Regions from separate parts of the Homo sapiens genome. Here region 2 is linked to region 1. Evidence: read pairs that join two places in POLR2A ChIA-PET (ENCODE). Cell type or tissue: OCI-LY7. All regions are shown on one strand. Links, peaks and the distances in the headings refer to the core of each region. The heading gives the core; the rest is flanking DNA.

What was found. ChIA-PET counts read pairs that join two places held together with the same protein. Peaks named below come from ENCODE experiments on the same cell type or tissue, not always from the same donor. Only the 100,000 strongest peaks of a DNase experiment are listed, where the experiment ranks them.
Region 2: POLR2A ChIA-PET joins it to region 1 with 5 read pairs; 3 of 35 experiments call an interaction of 5 or more read pairs at or near these places.

The regions. Positions count from the first base shown.
Region 1 is chr3:177,144,061-177,146,975 of GRCh38, forward strand. All of the region lies in intron 1 of TBL1XR1 (TBL1X/Y related 1), which reads right to left. Among named protein-coding and RNA genes, the nearest start is that of TBL1XR1, 52 kb to the right of the region's middle. RefSeq lists a silencer at 481-775. In OCI-LY7, for the core only: no CTCF peak of the experiment used is centred there; a DNase peak (open chromatin) is centred at 1,051; H3K4me3 peaks cover 1,398 bases; H3K27ac peaks cover 2,442 bases.
Region 2 is chr3:177,298,524-177,301,438 of GRCh38, forward strand. The region is part of intron 1 of LINC00501 (long intergenic non-protein coding RNA 501); the gene reads left to right. Among named protein-coding and RNA genes, the nearest start is that of LINC00501, 5.5 kb to the left of the region's middle. RefSeq lists an enhancer at 1,661-1,750. In OCI-LY7, for the core only: no CTCF peak of the experiment used is centred there; a DNase peak (open chromatin) is centred at 1,799.

The sequences.
Region 1 (2,915 bases), core at 101-2,600:
CATGGAGAAACCCCGTCTCTACTAAAAATACAAAATTAGCTGGGCATGGTGCTATATGCCTGTAATCCCAGCTACTCAGGAGGCTGGGGCACGAAAATCGCTTGAACCCCGGGAGGCGGAGGTTGGAGTGAGCTGAGATCACACCACTGCACTCCAGCCTGGGAAACAAGAGCAAAACTCCGTCTCAAAAAAAAACACAAAGTGACATATTCACAGCATAAATTTTTGACTCATGGCACTGACAAAGAAAGAGGCAGTTACTAAGTACAACATTAAAGAATCGTTCTCCATCTTAAGCCAAGGTTAGAAAACGTTTTTCTGTAAAGGGCCAGATAGTAATTCTTCCAAGGCCAAAGGTCTCTGTTGCAACTACTCAACTGTGTAGTTGTGAAGTGAAAGCAGCCATAACCTGGCCGGGCGCGGTGGCTCACGCCTGTAATCCCAGCACTTTGGGAGGCCAAGGCGGGTGGATCATGAGGTCAGGAGATCGAGACCATCCTGGCTAGCACAGTGAAACCCCATCTCTACTTTAGAAAAAAAAAAATTGGCTGGGTGTGGTAGCGGGTGCCTGTAGTTCCAGCTACTCAGAGGCTGAGGCAGGAGAATGGCGTGAACCCAGGAGGCGGAGCTTGCAGTGCGCCGAGATTGCACCACTGCACTCCAGCCTGGGCGACAGAGGGAGACTCCGTCCCAAAAAAAAAGAAAAAAAGAAAAAGAAAGCAGCCATAACCTACACATAAATTAATCAATGTGGCTGTATTTCAATAAAACTTTACACATGAAAATTTGAATTTCATGTAATTTTTAACTTGTCACAAAATAATATCATTCTTTTTTGATCTTCTTTATTCAATTATTTTAAATTATGGAAAACATTTTTAACTTGTGGATCACAAAAAAACAGGCTGGCCACATTTGGCCTGCAGACTGCAGTTTGCCAACCCCTGCTCTAAAGCTTTAAAACCAAAACTCAAATGCACAGGCTGATTTTGTTGACTGTTTAATTATAACTTCAAGTGGTACCAGGCAAGCTTAACGAACAGGAACCTAGTGGTTATCAAACTGGTTTGTCTGCAGGAACCTTGGAAAGTCCCTAAAACCGTAACATAAAGACATTCCACTATAATCCTATGTGATCTACACCAGAGGTATGAAAACTACAACCGGAGGCAAATCTGACCCACTGTGTTTTAGTAAATAAAGTTTTAATTGAACAGAAAAGCTCATTTATGTACTATTTATGGCTGCTTTAGCACTACAATGGCAGCACTGCATTGTTTTTTTCAGTGACTGTATATCTGGCTCCCTATAGAAAAAGTCTGCTAACTCCTAACCTGGGTAAACAAATATGTATGGAATACAGAGACCTGACAAGGGGGACATAAGCCACCAAGATAGAAAAATAACAGCCTCTCAAAGTTCGCAGACCCTCTAGAATAAAGGCAGTAAGGCAAGGTATCCTTTAGACAAAGCTCTATAATTACATCACAAGTACTGTGATTTCCCTCTTGGCTTTCCACAAAGATCAACAGCCCCTTACTAAGGTAACCATGTACTTGAAAAGTGAAACACCCAGACCTTTCTGGGACTATAAAAGCTAACTCTTAAATCTCTAAAAGACCCAGATAGCACCAATGTGGCACATTTGTCAGAAAGAGGAATGACAGTGGTCAAATAATAAAGTTTTGGTCAAAAGTCCATTTATCAGAGTAGATTAACCCTCCCAATTTATTGGTTATCTTCTCCAGGTGTTGAACATATAGTTGCAAAGGGCAGTCTTAGTTTTCCAACAGACAAAATTCCCATACTGATGCCATGACAGGTGGAGTTGCAGGGTAGTTTTTATCAGGAAGTCTGATGGAGATCCCAGGAGCTCTCCCTCCAAACAAAAGTAATTTGCATTCCTGAAAGAATTGTCAAAGAACTGAAAGATGCAAGGATTGCAATTCCTAGCAGGTACCTACTTAATACAACTGTCTGGCTAATACAGAAAACAAATATTTTTAGAGGATGACTGTGTTTTAATCTTAATGACTACAAGGAAGAGCTGGTATTCATATGTGATCTGCTTAGTTCAGTACCTGATATGCAGCTATCATTCTGGCAAAGGTTTCTCTATCTCTACAAACAGAATTTCAGAAGCAATTTGCTTTCATTTGGCTTGTACAGCAGTACATCTTCACTATACTGCCTCAGGTTAAGTCAGTTTTCTGGCTTTCATATGATATGCTTTGTTTGTTTTGAGATGGGAGTTTTGCTCTTGTTGCCCACGCTGGAGTGCAATGGCGTGATCTCGGCTCACTGCAACCTTTGCCTCCCGGGTTCAAGTGATTCTCCTGCCTCAGGCTCCCGAGTAGCTGGGACTACAGGCATCCGTCACCATGCCCAGGTAATTTTTTGTATTTTTAGTAGAGATGGGGGTTTCACCATGTTGGCCAGGCTGGTCTCGAACCCAGGAGGCGGAGGTTGTGGTAAGCCAAGATCACGCCACTGCACTCCAGCCTGGGCAGCTGAGCGAGACTCCATCTCAAAAAAAAAAAAAAAAAAGTTGTATTCACTACTACTTTTACCAAGATCATCAGAAAAATTCTAAATAACAGGAAGCTATCAAGCTCACAGTATCTAATAATTTTCCAAAACCCAAACTATCACGTGAAATCTCAGATTTTATCACTGGCAACAAATACCGTCCGTTGTTTTCCTTAAAGTAAAAGCTCACTTTGTTTGAGAAAATATCTCTAAAATGCTCATGTCAGAATCACCATAGTGAGTCACTGTTTCAAGCGAAAATTAAAGAAGGCTGGTTCTGCTCATAACTCAAATAATGCCCAAGAGTTTTCCCTCTGAAACCATCATACTTTTGCATTCACAAGTATTTTATGAACATTTCCCATTTCATCACAAAGACCATTAAA
Region 2 (2,915 bases), core at 274-2,773, 150 kb after region 1:
TTGGTTCATTTTATTTTGTGTTTTAAAATTTTTGTGGGTGCATAGTAGGTGTATATATTTATGAGATACATGAGATATTTTGATACAGGTATACAATTCATAATAATCATATCAGTTAAATGGGGTATCATCACATCAAGCATTTATCCTTTCTTTGTTTTACAAACAATCCAATTATTATTTTTTATTTTTAAATTTTTATTTATTATTTATTTATTTTTTGAGATGGAGTTTCGCTCTTGTTGCCCAGGCCAGAGTGCAATGGTGTGATCTTGGCTCACTGCAACCTCTGCCTCCTGGGTTCAAGTGATTGTCCTGCCTCACCTCCCGAGTAGCTGGGATTACAGGCATGAGCTACCACGTCTGGCTAATTTTGTATTTTTAGTAGAGATGGGGTTTCTCCATGTTGGTCAGGCTGGTCTCGAACTCCTGACCTCAGGTGATCCGCTCGCCTCGGCCTCCCAAAGTGCTGGGATTACAGGTGTGAGCCACCATGCCCTGCCTATTTATTTATTTTTTGAGAATGAGTCTCACTTTGTCACCTAGGCTGGAGTGCAGTGGCAAGATCTTGGCTCACTGCAGTCTCTGCCTCCTAGATTCAAGTGATTCTCCTGCCTCAGCCTCCCAAGTAGCTGGAATTACAGGTGTGCGCCACCACACTCGGCTAATTTTTGTATTTTTAGTAGAGATGGGGTTTCACCATATTGGCCTGGCTGGTCTTGAACTCCTGACTTCAGGTGCTCCAGCTGCCTCGGCCTCCCAAAGTGCTGGGATTACAAGTGTGAACCACCACACCTGGCTTACAAACAATCAAACTATACTCTTAAGTTACTTTATAATTTTTATTTAGAAAACTTTTTTCTTTTTTATAGAGATGGGGTCTTGCTATGCTGCCCAGGCTGGTCTCAAACTCCTGGGCTCAAGTGAACTGCCCCTCTAGGCCTCCCAAAGTGCTGGGATTACAGACGTGAGCCACTGCGCCTGGCCTGAGAGTTCACATTTTTTTTCAGAGTGCCTGATAGAGTGCTATAAAGTGCATTTGTACGTTGCTTTTCCATCCTCTCAAAATAATAGAAGATAAAGATCCAGGCTGGGTGCGGTGGCTCACGCCTGTAATCCCAGCACTTTGGGAGGCCAAGGAGGGTGGATCACTTGAGATCAGGAGTTCAAGACCAGCCTGGCCAAGATGGTGAAACCCCCGTCTCTACTAAAAATACAAAAAATTAGCCAGGCGTGGTGGTGGGTGCCTGTGATCCCAGCTACTCGGGAGGCTGAGGCAGAGAACTGCTTGAACCTGGGAGGCAGAGGTTGCAGTGAGCCAAGATTATGCCACTGCACTCCAGCCTGAGAGACAGAGCGAGACTCTGTCTCAAAAAAAAAAGAAAAAGATAAAAAAGATCCAAAAGTGAATGTGAAAAAATCATCCCAGCAATTAAGGACCTGATATACATTTGGCACATCAGCTCCTGACACCAAAGTGGGGGGTGGCAAGTGTGCTGTCTAGCCTAACTCAGGATTAGAATTAGAGCCTGAGATTCTTGAGAGAATGCCCTTACTGGTAAGGACTGGTAAGCTCTGTGCTGATGACTCAAAGGATGGGCTCTGTGAGTGTAAGAGATTGGACTTGGACCTGTAGCCAGGACGCAGTATTTTCTTATCTTTAACTTCCACAAAGCTCATGTTTATTCTTCTCTCACAAAAGCCAAGCCTAAAGTGCGCTGCTGAAGGAGTTGTTCCTCTTTGGACAGCTGTGTGTGCCCTATAAATGCCCTCCTCAGATGGAGAAGGAGGAGCTGTGTGCATAGCGCTGTGAGCTGGACTGGAAAGCATTTCTGCAGCCCAGTGATACATGCAGAACTACACCCTCGAGAGCCACGGTTCAGTGAAGGGCTAGGAGGGTCTTGCATTCTGGTCATTCATTCACCCGGAAAGGCTCAGCACTATCTCGTGAACCTAGTTTCTGGGAAGTCAGGCAACCTGCTTGCACGTACAACTTGGTAAATGATATACTCTAAGGGCTCATAAAAATTAATCCAGATGCATGCTACAAAGCTGATACCATGAAATCATGAGCAGAGACCTCCTTTCTACTTGAGTCCAGAAAGAGCCAGGCTTTGTGTTGGTCTACATAGTACCGAGAAGGAAAGAGACTCTACTACCACTTTTCATTGTTGAAACTGTCCATTCTCAGCTCCCCTGGAAAGGGCCCTCACACTCCTGCCGTAGACACGAAAAAGGTAATAGATGCCGTGGAAGTGGGAAAAGTTGCCTTTGGAGAGGTTTCCAGAATGTTTTCTAATTTGATTGTCTTTCCAAGTCCCTTCTTTCAATTTAATGAAATAATTATTTTGAAAATAATAATAGCTACCATTTACCAAAGACCTAATACGTACCAATTTATTTACACATGTTGTCTGTTTAATTCTTGCCATCATGTACCATGTTCTGTGGCCATATGCCCTGGGAATCAGAAAGAAGAACTTGCCAAGGTCACACAGCCAGGAAATGAGAGTCAATATTCAAGCCTAGATTTCAAAGGGTCAGTATTTAAACCGAGGTTTCTATTCAGACCTAGAAATGAGAGTCAGTATTCAAACCTGCTACCATGGCCCACACTTATATGAATTCTGCCTCATTAAGATAATGTCTGGGTCATTTTTACTTATTTACTCTGGAGGTAAAATGGACTGCAGTCATGTATGTTTCAAGTGGGAGAAAGTAAAAGGCTTACTTTTTTTCCTTTTTTTTTGTTGAGACGGAGTCTCACTCTTGTCACCCAGGCTGGAGTGCAGTGGCATGATCTCGGCTCACCGCAACCTCTGCCTCCCGGGTTCAAGTGATTCTCCTGCCTCAGCCTCCTGAGTAGCTGGGACTACAGGCACACACCACCATGCCTGGCTAATTTTTGTATTGTT